2 separate regions of the Homo sapiens genome follow, and region 2 is linked to region 1. Evidence: chromatin contacts called from ENCODE Hi-C or POLR2A ChIA-PET data. All regions are on one chromosome and are shown on one strand. Each heading gives the region's core, a stretch centred on a gene start or an enhancer-like site at or near the end of the contact. The rest is flanking DNA. Distances are from core to core; before and after follow the strand shown. Region 1 has its middle 84 kb from the start of CD47. Region 2 has its middle 72 kb from the start of LINC00636.

What was found. A loop is a pair of places that touch in the nucleus more often than their neighbours do. ChIA-PET counts read pairs that join two places held with the same protein, here RNA polymerase II (POLR2A). Pooled maps may share reads with other maps.
Region 2: a map of posterior cingulate gyrus shows a loop between it and region 1 (3-fold over the local background). The contact joins two enhancer-like sites. A Hi-C loop is called at or near these places in 4 of 168 maps with a recorded cell type or tissue (Calu3, cardiac septum, heart left ventricle and 1 more) and 9 of 50 pooled maps. POLR2A ChIA-PET finds 5 or more read pairs at or near these places in 4 of 52 experiments (WTC11, activated B cell, activated CD8-positive, alpha-beta memory T cell and 1 more).

The regions. Positions count from the first base shown.
Region 1 is chr3:108,004,082-108,010,635 of GRCh38, forward strand. No RefSeq gene overlaps it. Among named protein-coding and RNA genes, the nearest start is that of CD47, 84 kb to the right of the region's middle. RefSeq lists a silencer at 1-156. Within about 2 kb of position 2,255, at least 8 of the 41 ENCODE cell types and tissues checked have a DNase peak (open chromatin) inside an H3K27ac peak, as active enhancers do.
Region 2 is chr3:107,952,339-107,958,634 of GRCh38, forward strand. No RefSeq gene overlaps it. Among named protein-coding and RNA genes, the nearest start is that of LINC00636, 72 kb to the left of the region's middle. RefSeq lists a silencer at 1,491-1,691. Within about 2 kb of position 4,698, at least 19 of the 41 ENCODE cell types and tissues checked have a DNase peak (open chromatin) inside an H3K27ac peak, as active enhancers do.

The sequences.
Region 1 (6,554 bases), core at 1,005-3,504:
CACCCTTGGGCCTGTGCCCGTGGACCTAGGTGAAGACAGGTACTCCTGCTTTCGTGCCCAAATGTTGCATTTTCCAAGACCACCCTGGCCCGCTACATCCCCATCACGTGCCTATAAAAACCCTGAGACCCCAGCGGGCAGACACACAAGCAGCTGGATGTGGAGAGAAACAAACGCAGCGGCAGAAGAAGGCACAAGTGGCTGGACGTCAAGAGGGGCGCGGCTGCGTAAGAGCACACAGACAGACACACACAGATGCAGGCAGGCCGGCAGGCCATCCACCGGCAGAATGAGCCAGAATTTGGACGGTGCGGTCAGAGAAGACCCCAGGCCGCTGAGCAGCGTGACTCCAGGGGAAAAACCACCTTTTTACTCCATCTCCTTTCTGGCTCCCGCATCTGCTGAGAGCTACTTCCACTCAGTAAAACCTTGCAGTCATTCTCCAAGCCCACGTGTGAGCCGATTCTTCCCATACACCAGGGCAAGAAAGCCTGGGATACAGAAAGCCTTCTGTCCTTGTGATAAGGCAGGGGGTCTAATTGAGTTGATAAACATAAGCGGCCTACGGACGGCTATGCTAAAAGAGCACCCTGTAACACATGCCCACTGGGGCCTCAGGAGCTGTGAGCATTGAGCCCCAGACCCTGCCGTGGGATCGGAGCCCCACAACTTGCCCGACTGTCTTCTTCCCCTAGGGGTTTTGAGCAGCGGGGCACCAAAGAAGCAACCGCACCCCCATCACATGCCCTGCGAGGGGGATAAGGGAACTCTTCCCATTTCATTACTAACCTCATTTTACAGATTAAGAAACTGTGGTTATATGATTTGTACCACAAATCACAAGTCACCAGCCTGTGTGTGGCAGAGCTGAGGCCCCAGTGCAGGAATTCCGGTTACACAGGCAGCTTGCTTTCTGCTCCTGGACTTGTCTTCTTGTTCCCTTTTTTTCTTTCTCTTTTCATTTTCTCTTTGCCCCCCAGACTCAGTTTCCTACCATGCAATCTTCCTCTCTATTCTAATTCTTTCTGCTATCATCCTATACTGGCTTCATTACTTACTAACTGTGTGACCTTGGGCACATTTCTTTTTTTCTTTCTTTCTTTTTTTTTTTTTTTTTTTTTTTTTTTTTTTTTTTTGTGACGGAATCTCGCTCTGTTGCCCAGGCTGGAGTGCAGTGGCGCGATCTCGGCTCACTGCAAGCTCTGCCTCCCGGGTTCACGCCATTCTCCTGCCTCAGCCTCCCGAGTAGCTGGGACTGCAGGCGCCCAATACCACGCCAGGCTAATTTTTTGTATTTTTAGTAGAGACGGGGTTTCACCGTGTTAGACAGGATGGTCTCGATCTCCTGACCTCATGATCCACCCTTCTCGGCCTCCCAAAGTGCTGGGATTACAGACGTGAGCCACCGCGCCCAGGATCTTGGGCACATTTCTTAACTTCACTGAGCTTCAGTCTCCTCATCTTAAAACAGGAATAATGCTGGCTTCTTCATAGGGTTGTGGTGGAGGTTTAATAAGATTATATACAGAAGGCCTGGTGCAGTGGCTCCTGTCTCTAATCTCAGCACTTTGGGAGGCTGAGGGGAGCAGATCGCTTGAGCTCAGCAGTTTGAGACCAGCCTCAGCAACATGGCAAAGCCCCGTTTCTACAAAAAATACAAAAATAGGTGAGGTATGGTGATGCACACCTGCAGTCCCAGCTATTCAAAAGGCTGAGACGGGAGGATGGCTTGAGTCCAGGAGGTAGAGGTTGCAGTGAACCGAGATTGTGCCACTGCACTCCAGCCTGGACAATAGAGCCAGACCTTGGCTCAAAAAAATATATATATATATATTTTTTACGTATATAGAGAGATAAAAAGAATAAGATAGAAATGAGAGAGAGAAAGAGACAGAATAATTAATAGTCTCTGGCACTTGGTTAACAGTGCGCAGAAATTTTCTTCCTCCAGTTTTTTAATAGCATGGACTCGTGGCTACGACTATGCTTTTGCCCTTCATTCACCTGTGTCGTCCTTATCATAGAACTGTTGGATTTGATTTATCAGGAGACCCTGGTTGTGCCTCTGTGACTATGAGCCGTGGCCAAATCAGAGAAGCCTGATAGATGTGGTCGGAGTGATTAATAGCAACCTGTCTCCAGAGATAAAAGAGTGGCGAGTGAGACGCATTGCCCTGACTCCACTTCTAATTCTGTGTTGTTATATGCGGCTGTTTGGCCAAGCGGAGGCACCACACCCACAGCACCGTATCTGGCTGCAAGCCCTGGATTTCCTGGGTCACCAAGATAAGATTCTTTCAGTGGAAAAGAAAATGATCTGGGGCAGTGGTATTTACCCAGAGCAGGGTGTGAGCACAGGGTGCATGTGCAGCTGCACTTCCATCCCTGACTGATTTCATCACTGGACAAAGTGTAAGCTGGAGAAGGCACAGGAAAGGCGTGTTGGTGCAGGTTTCACCCCTGTTCCTGCAATGCCATTATCTGGTGCTCTCCCAGTGAGAAATTCATCAGTAGGACAGGATGCCCAGGAATGTGAGATCTGAGTCCAGGGAAGTGGTGTCTGTTTTTAGACACTGTAGTTGCTAAGCTTCACCGTCTTCTGCAAATAAAACAGCATTACTTTGCAAAGCCAGGTACTTTCCTACTTCTGTTCCGCAGATATCTAAATGCCCTAGCATAAGAAGGATTAAACAGAAAAAAATCTCCGGATATATCATTGTGACTTACTAATGTTAGGATTTTCTTCCCCCAGCAACATGTCTTCAACATTGTCAGAGCATTTACTGATTGCAGTCAAGGGAAAAAGCAATGGTGACTATATCTTCTTTCTCAAGCCAGTTCCTAAATTCTTAAACAGAGCTTCTGGGACTGTCATCTGTCAGGAAAGGGGAAATTGAGGTCCTGGTCTGCTGGGCCGCTGGCCCTGATCTGAGCCTAGCAGTGGAATTGGAGAAAACACCACAGTTCCTATTTGAAATTATACAGTTGGATGATGTTTCTCTTGGCTTCAACTATAAAAGCTGGTGCCCAGAGCCAATTTTTGGCAAAACTGAGAAGTATGAAGGTTTTTTCCTTCGAACATTCCCAGCATCCTTCTTTAGCACTTTTTATCTTGATCCTCCTCCAACTTCCCCAAGACTTGTTTCTTCCTTTACCTCATCCACATGTGAACAGCAAAGGCTCAGAAACATATTGTCTCTATCTGTAAGTGGTTGATAAAATCTAGAGCAGTGCTTCACAACTGGAATGTAGGTATGAACCTCCTACTTTTTTTTGTTTGTTTTTGTTATTTGTTTTTTTGAGATGGAGTCTTGCTCTGTCACCCAGGCTGGAGTGCAGTGGCATGATCTTGGCTCACTGCAAGCTCTGCCTCTCAGGTTCAAGCTATTCTCCAGCCTCAGCCTCCCAAGTAGCTGGGACTACAGGCGCATGCCACCATGCCCAGCTAATGTTTTTTTGTTTTGTTTTGCATTTTTCATAGAGACGGGGTTTCACCATGTTGGTCAGGTTGGTCTTGAACTGGTGACCTCAAGTGATCAACCCGCCTCGGCCTCCCAACATGCTGGGATTACAGGCATGAGTCACTGTGTCTAGCCCCTACATTTTTAAAATGCAAGTTCAGATCCAGGGGTTCTGGAGTGGGGTCTGACTGAAGGTCTGCCTTTCTAACCAGCTCCCAAGTGATGCTGATGTTGCTGGTTTGTGGACAACACTTTGAGTAGCAAAGCTTTAAACCAATCCTAAGGGGAAAAAATGGGAATGAGGAAAGGTCCCTCTGTGGTTTAGGGAAATGTGTGTGTGTGTGTGTGTGTGTGTGTGTGTGGTGTGACTTTTTATCCTAGTGACTAGTTATATCCTTGTTCTGTCTCTAGATCACACGGTATAATTGGTTTGCTTGATCAAAATTTTAAATTAATTGCTTAGGTTTCAGTTCTCATTGCTGTGATAAATACAAATGATCACTTTTTAGAAATGTGTTTTCCCTTGAAGAGAGACAAATCAAGAGATCTCAGACTTTAAAAGTTTCTTACAAACCTTGTTTTCCTACTCTGTGTTTGGGGGCAGAGGTGAGTAGAGAGGGGTCCCTGGCTAAGGATGAAAGGAGATGGCCCAGTTGATGACTGAGCTTATGGACCGCTGCCATTCAATGCATCTAGTGAACTGCCAGAAGAAATAATTTGCCTGAGACACTGAAGAGCCTTCAGATGGAACTCATTTTGGAAAGCAGAAAGAATCCAGCCCACAAACCTGATCTAGGACCAAAGCCACAGTCCTCAGTGACACAGATTGGTCCTCATCCCAGCCGGACTGACTCAATTATGCTGTCACAGGGAGAGAAAAGCCTGTGAGCCAATACAAAAAGTTTATTTTCATGATGATTCTGGCTTTAGTGCCCTTTTAACAGGATGTAATGCATAAAAGAAGGAGGTCAACCTTAGACAGAGCCTCCCCATCTCCACGGCCGTAGCAGGGATACTCACTGCAGAGGGTGGCAGCAGACGTGCCCAGCAAAAGCAGTAGCAATGCCTGTTGGATTTAGGAGCATAGACTCCACCCTGCATGGAGTCGAGAGGGTGACAAAGGCCGGGAGATGGTGCTGTGTGGGGAGCTGGCCAATTTCATTCATGATCATAGGTGAGAAATTCTCTGGAGCCTTCCAGGAAGATTCGGGAAGAGGTGGCAGTGAAGGGGGATTTCGCAGGGACAGAGACCCCCCTATTCGCTATTAGGAATTAAAGCCTAGGGCTATTAAGCCAATGTATTCAAAATCCCAGGTGATGTATAAAACCAGAACATAGGCTGAAATCAGTGGTTTGAAGTCTACATATATGCTTCAGTCAGAGCAGCTCCGTTCTTTCTTATGGGACTTCCATGTATGATTCATTTGCGGAAAGCATTCCTAGGCTAAATACCCTGAGCAGGATGCTCTCAAATGGTCCGTCCACCACTAGGACTCTATGACTCTCTTCCTCTATAAGTAAGGAAGCAGTGGGCTTGTCAGAGCCAGGGAACCAGGCCAGGAGAGATTGTAGTTAAAGAGGGGATTCCCAGGGTCTGTGTTGAAAGAAGCATTTTGTGGTCAAAGAGGAGATTCCAGAAGTCTGAGCCTTTCATAGCTCAACAGCTCTAAGTGCCAGTGAAGTCCAATCCCCAGTAGACACAGAAGCACCCAGGACCATTGTGGCACCATTTCAGACAGGGAGAGAATCTTCAGGACAGGGGCCCAAATCCCTGGAAACAATGGTGATGGGCAAGGCCCCAGACCTTGCAGGCTATTTTAAGCCAGGAATTAAGAAGCTATGGCTCATACTCCTAGCTTTGCAGTATTCAAATTCAGGCCCCATCACCAGCTGGCTTCAGCAGCTCTGAATGTCCCCAGGGAGAGAGGCCATTTCTAAATTAACCAGGACCCAGATCAGAGACCTCATTCTACTGTGATTGAAATGTTCCAACTAATGAGATTTTTCATAAATTAGTTATTCATCATGGAAGAGGTATTATAGATAAATACCATACCTTATTGCTATTCCAATCTGTCTACCAACCATCTCTTTTAAGAAGAAAAATAGAAGAATTAATGTGGTTCTGAACAGTGATCTGCTTAATGATTTCAAGGTTTTTATCTGGAGAGGATTTCAATAAACTACTTTAAAAGAAGTGGAATGCAAAAAAAATGTGTGAAGGGATTGTATAATTGCTGAAAGGTTGGTTCTCTAGGGCTAGAAATCAACAAAAAGGGTGAATGTTATGGAGAGATTTTTAAGTACTTATTCAGGAGAAACTAAATAGAAAATCAATCAGGAAAATAAAAAATTCATAAATCCAATTGCTTCTAATTGGCTCAGAACATAGTACAGAATTCAAAATGTTTGGCTGTGAACAGCTCAGTCTCTTGAAATTATGACGCTTATCATAGGAGAGTACATTTGGGTTACATTTTTTTTTTAATCAAAGAAAACTCATCAAGGCCAGAGCAATCCTACAAATGGATTGCTCAAGCTGAAAAACTCTTCATCTTGACTATTTATGGAGAAATTTCTACTAAAGATTTACTCAAACCAGGGGAGAACATATTTTCATTTCAAGTCTTTAAACATTGATTAAGCCCCTATCATGTACATAGCACTAGGCTGGGCCCTGTGGAAGGCACACAAACTAATGAGCTATGATTCCTGAGATTTCACAATTTAGAAGGGAAAATGAATGGGCAAGTGCCTAATTAGCCTTAGGTAGGACGAGAACAAATGCAATCAGCCTTAATAATAGACATATCACCATATAACATGAGAAGAGAGAGGGGGCACAGACTATTTCTGACTAAGGGGATCTGAGACGTTTTCTTGGAGGAGGTAAAATCTATTTCAAGGGGTAAGAAGATATTCCACATGGAGAAAAGACTTTGAGCAAATGTTCAGTGGAAACGTGAACTAGGCTTAGGGAATTCAGAATATTTTATAATAACTTAAAATAGTTGGTACAAGGTGAAATCCTGAAGAATGTGACATTTATATTTAGCACTGTAATCTCTGCCTCTCCATCTCCAACTTTTGTGG
Region 2 (6,296 bases), core at 3,448-5,947, 49 kb before region 1:
TTATAAAGCTACAGAAAATATAACAGTATGCTATTGACAAATAGACCATTGGAGTAGAATTGAGACTCCATTGTCAAAACATAAATATTTGGGGAGTCCATGGCAGAGGTAGCATTATGAGAAAAAGTTAAGCTATCAATAAATACTGCTAAAAAGTGGCTATTCATGTGAGAAAAAAATAGACTTCCTACCCATACTACACTTAAAAATAAATTCCAGATGGATCCATGTAGAAGCAAAATTTTAAAACTTTTAATAGAAAATTTAAGAAAAATGTTTTTATATCAGGGAAGATAAGTGTTTCTTAAATGAGACATAAAAAGTACAAACCATAAAGTAAAATAATAATAAGCCAATATTTATTAAGCTATTCTATGTACTATACAATATTCTGAATATATAATCTAACTAACTCTTGTAATTCTCATGAAAACCTATGAAGCAGTTATTATTATAATCTTCATAAAAGACAGAGGCCTAGAGAGACTATTATCTTCCATATCTTGTGTGGTAAGTGGTAGAGGTGTCAGTTGAACCCAGGCATTCTGGCTCTATACTACCTCTCAAGATAGAAACATTGATTACATTCAAGTTAAAATAATACATATTAAATGAACTAATTAAAAGTACAACCCAAATACAAGGAGAAAATCTTTTCAATGCATGCAACCATCAAAAGAATATATATATATATATATTTGCAAATCACTATGAAACAATCCAATAGGAAAACGGGCACAGATTATGAAAAGCCAACTCGTCAAAAAGGCACATAGCCAAAATTACATGAAAATATGCATGTTAGTAAACAGATAAATCAGTATAATCACTTTGGAGGGCAATTTGGCAATATCTACTAAAGTAGAAGATATACATTCCCTATAATCTAGGAAACCCTTTGTGTATATAAAGGTAGTGTTGGCAGAGTTGCTATAGCAAAACACTGAAGGAAATAACTCAGTAAAGAAATGGTTCAATAAATTGTGAGATAATTACATTTTGGAATGCATCTAATACATCTAGATGTGTCTGAACAGATAAAGTTCAAAAAGAAATGTTGAGTGAAAAACAGGTAATTTGAACAGGATGTATACCGCATGACAGCACTTGGACAGATCCCAAAATCTCATAAAATCTTACTATCTATTGTTATGGGCACATAACATTGCCATGCATAGATCAGCTTCAGAATAATGGTAATTCTTGGGAGATAGGGGAGTAGGGAGGTGTCGTGCCAAACCCCTATCAACCTCAGTAGGGATGGCACCAGATTCAAGAGGCTGAAGAAGAGACTGGGAGCCAGCAAACAAGACATGGGGTTTTACTGGAGGCTTACATACAAAACATGGGGTTTTACTGGAGGCTTACATACAAAACATGGGGTTTTATTGGAGGCTTACATACAAAACATGGGGTTTTACTGGAGGCTTACATACAAAACATGGGGTTTTACTGGAGGCTTACATACAAAACATGGGGTTTTATTGGAGGCTTACATACTGTCAAGTGGTGGTGGGCTGGACAGGAAAACCACAACCACTTGCAAACAGCATGCAGCTGATACGGCATCTTCACTTAATACCCTCCCCCTAACGACCTTTATCTGGCAACCTTCATTTAACCCAAAACTCAGGGCCTCAATTCCCTAACAGCCCGTGTTCCATGGGACAGGCAGGGGGCTCAGATGTTCCTCATAGACAAGGAATGAATCTCTGGGCTGGTCACTCCTGGATTCTCTAACTCAGAGCACACATTCAGGTGCATCTGCCAGATAGGGTCATTCTAAGGGTACGCTTAAATTAATGCTATTAGATGTGTTTACAGGAGGAAATAGACAGGAAGAGAGGTTTAGCTTTATCTTATTTTCTTTATTTATGAAAAAAAAAAAAGAAAAAGAAAACCTTAAGGAGACATGGCAAAATGTTAAGATGTGTTAAATCTGGGTAGTGGGTACCTGAGTGTTTTTTTTTTTAATTTTGTATATATTTGTAATTGTTCATAATTACATGTTTTTGAAGAAATAAAAATATGATCACCACTTTCATTATTTTTAATACACTATTGTAGTTCTTTTTCCTGGTGATTAAAATGCATGGGCTTTCTCCTTTCTGCATATTATTTTTTTTAGGTATCCTTTCTACACATTTTTTATAAAATCCTAGAATAGGAAGGAGATGTAGAGAACATTTGTTCAAATCTACTGCTTGACAAAGGCACTTCTGAATTCAAGTTGGTGTTCCAGGTAAAAACCCTTGCTAGAATTTTCCTTTATGCTTAATAATCTGGAAGATATGGTTTTGGTTAACTATTTTGTTTCAACTAAGTCAATGTCCATGGATAATGAGTTTTTTTTTTAATGCAGACCATAATCAATTACACCTAACATTGATACTATGCTGAAAACACAGTTTTATCTGTAATGACACAGTGACTGCGAAGAATCTCAGTGTTATCATCATAGTCTTCAGTTATTATTTTGGTTATATGTGAAAGCACCAATTGAAAGAGAACTGATTGGCAAAATGTCAGATAACCTGGAGTAAGGAGAATACAGGAAGAGGTGAGAATTACCCTTTATTGAGGTATTGTAGGTGTGAAAGTTGTCAGAATCAGAATGGAGTCAGTCATGTTAAAAAACCAACACACAAACAAAAAACCCTAACATATATAGCTGGAGAAGGCTATGAAGAGAGGGTTCTCATGCTCGTATGCCCAAAAATAAAACCACCACAAAAGACTCTGCAAAAACCACAACTTTGTGCAAAAGCCACCATAACCTTACACAAAAAATACTTCTGCAAGGACATCTGCCCAGCAACTGCCTGTCAACCTCAGACAGGCGCCACCTTGTTATTGATTTTTGTAGCCAAGGATAATTGCCTCAAAACAATTCTGTAATAGTCCTCCTCATTTCTTCTTTAAAAACCCTTGTCTCCCTTTACTTCCCTTAATACGCATATAATTTACTATGGCACGTGTATTCCCATTGCAATACTCGATTCCCAAATAAACATAATTTTCTTTTAGAGAGCCTCTCTCTGCTATTTAGGTTGACATGGGAGGTGCTTTAGATATTTGATTTTCTGCTAATCTTGCAGCAACCTGTAAGGTAGATGTTGTTATATTCTTTTTTCAGAGGTTCAGAGAGATGAAGTAATTTGCCCTACCTCCTGTTGAAAAACATTACCTCAAACCTGAAAATAGGCAAAAAGATGCCTATATATCCTTTCAATATCAAACTGGGCCCAGGGGATTATTAATTCTATTGGAGACTACACCTTTGTTTGATTTACTGTTTACTATTGATTAGGACGAGAGTCTATGAATCTGTGGTTAGCTGGTAGATTTTTGTTTGATAAAAATGCAAATGATTTCTGTTCAATAAAAAGTATAATGTCAGAGGACATTATCTATCTACCTATTTATCTATCTGTAAATATACATTTAGTCTTTTTGATTCTGGAATCAATTTTAAAATCCTAATGCTTCCCTCATTAATAATAAAATTTTACGTGTATCTTCGTATTTTTCTACGACAAAGTTTTGACTTACTATAATTTATACACTGAAGATCTTACAGCTTATAACTGGGAAAGCCAGTATGCAAGCCAGGGCTTTAGCTCTAGAGCTGATGCTTTTGCTCCCACATCCACTCTTTCTGGCCATATGTAGTATACTGCATTACTGAAAGCTTATGTTGAACTAAAAAGCTAGTCCTCCAACGTAGGGGTAGGGAAAAATCTCATTATCAGAAAAACAGTCCGATTTTTCATTTATCTGAGAGGAATGAGATGGAGAAATCCTATCTCTGGATATGAATCTCCTAATATATAAAGACCTTATCACTTGGACCCATACAGTTGCTCCCTCCTGTAAGTTTCTTCCCTCTCCCCGTCCAATAAATAAAGGAATAGAATAGATTATCCACAATTTTGTACTTCGTATACCCCTTCATAGTCTGGGTTATATTGAATGCGTACTGTAAATGACTAGTCACTGTTCCCACCCTCAGCTTCTATCACCATCCCTACGCAACCAATTTCCAGCTCTATACCAAATCCCTATAACCTAAGGCATTTTACAAAAATAGCTATATTCTATAAACTCCAGGAACATACACTCACAAACAGATATGGTAAAATCACACTTGTTCAGTTTAATCAAGAAAGTTTGGACTGAATTAGTGAAAATATGGAATTGTGGAGTATTTTTAAAGAACTGAAGTAGTATTAATTTCAAGTATCTATATGATGGTATTTCAGTTATAAAACTATGCATGGTATTTGTCCTTGGGGACTTAATTAATGGAAAGATAAAAGTGGTATGTAATCAGCTTATCAACAGAAGGAAGAAATGTGAGCATTTCTTAAGTGATTGCAAAGTTTGTTCTCTTAAGCAGGTTAAACAACTCCCAGTTTCCTTGTAACCCTTTCCAGATTCAAATTAATGCAGAGTATCATGTCTTCATAAAAAATATCGACTGAGCTCTTTCAAATCCAAAGCAAGGATGTGTGAACTAAAGAGGTTTTATTGCTTCTACATTTTTTCCTGTAAGTTCCTTCAATTAAAGGAGCTAATTACTTAGTCCACATCCCTGGTAACACCATCTTGAAACAAAATGTTGGACAAGGTCTCCTGACAACCAGTGGCCACCACCCTTTTGCTCAGAAAATGGGGGCTACTGTTGTACCAGCCGGAGCCCAGAGGACACAGGCGGGCAGCTGGCAGCACTGCCTGCTCATGCTAATGATCCCAGTCCAGCGCTTCCCTTCTAGGGAAGAAGGAGGACAGAAGTGGATGCCAAGTTCTTGCACAAGGTCAAACGTTTCTGGAGGAAAGGAGCCAAGGTTAGATTAGCAGTGAGAATGACATAGGAAGCTGGGTGGAGAAAAACACCGGCTGAGGGGGAAAAGTCTGGAAACACAAATGGAGACAGCAGTAAAAAGTAATTACTAACACATTTCCCAACTTGGAAAGCCAGCCACATCCCACACCAGGGCCAGACTCAGAGCTCTTCTGTTCCAAGGAGGTTGGAGCGGGCTCAGGGACAGGAAAGGATTTTGCAAGCCAGCCGCCTCCCTCTCACTGGCTTTGGAACTGTGCGCCCTGAAAAGTGGAATTCATCTTGAAAGAGAAAGCAGAGGACACTTCTGCCTAAATTCTCCATTAAGATACACATTTTCCATACATACAGTGTAGCCATCCTTTCAGTACTACTCAATAGCAAAAGATAATCAACATCGAAACAAAGGAAAGGGAAATCTTTGAGGAGAATGTAAGCTTTTGCAAACCTAAAATATCTTCCTTCTCTGCCTTTTATCAACATCACTGGAGAAGAGAAACTGTTTGTGGGAGGGACAGACCCAAGGAAAGGAGGAGGAGGAGGGAAGAAAGGGGGAGGGAGAAGAGAAGCAATGCTCTCTGGTGTCAGGGAGAAATTCACGACTGGATTGACTGTTTTGACAGTTGATTTTTACTTTTTTTTCCCTCCAACTTCAGAACCATGACAGACAATTGCTGAACATCAAACTAAGGAGTGAACACTTCATCAGATCTGCTTGCCTTAACAACAAAAATAGCCAAAATGTTAAGACAGTCAAACTAGATTGATTGTTTTTGATACAATCTGTGAGTGGTTGACCCAAGAATTCTCAATCTAATCACGCCTATAAATACAGAGACTGTATCCACAGATGCAAAAGCAGCCAGAGGACAAGTGAGAAATTCGTCAGTCACCTGGATGCCTCATCTCTACAATGGCACTGAACAGCATGTGAAGAGACACCCGCAAGGGTCTGTGAGTGGCTTCTGGGCGCTGGGTCTCACAGGAAGCATCTACTTTAAAAGCTGGGAATGCTGATCCTTTCAGTTTCTATCAAGAAGACAAAGTCTGGCTTATAATAGAAAAACAGATTCCCCCAAATCATTGTCTAGAGGTGTTGAATCACACATGAATGTCAGCAAATGATGCCAACTATGGATCACTTTCCTGGGGACTTTATCTGGTGTGAACCAAGAGAATCCTACTTCATGCATTTTTTTAAACATCCACAGATAACTGTTGTGCTGTGTCATAGACCAAAAGGGAAATTACATTTTTCTCATAATTGGATTTGGTACTTGTAGGCTTTCCTGAAGACAAGGAAAAGGAAATTTATTTTAGATTCTTAAAAAACCTTGAACTAAAAAATTTCAATCAGCATATCAGGTGCCTATCTGAATTCAACCACCACTGTGGCAGAGATGGATGACTTCGTGTACCGGTACAGGAGAAAAGGGTTCCTGAAGCTTCATTC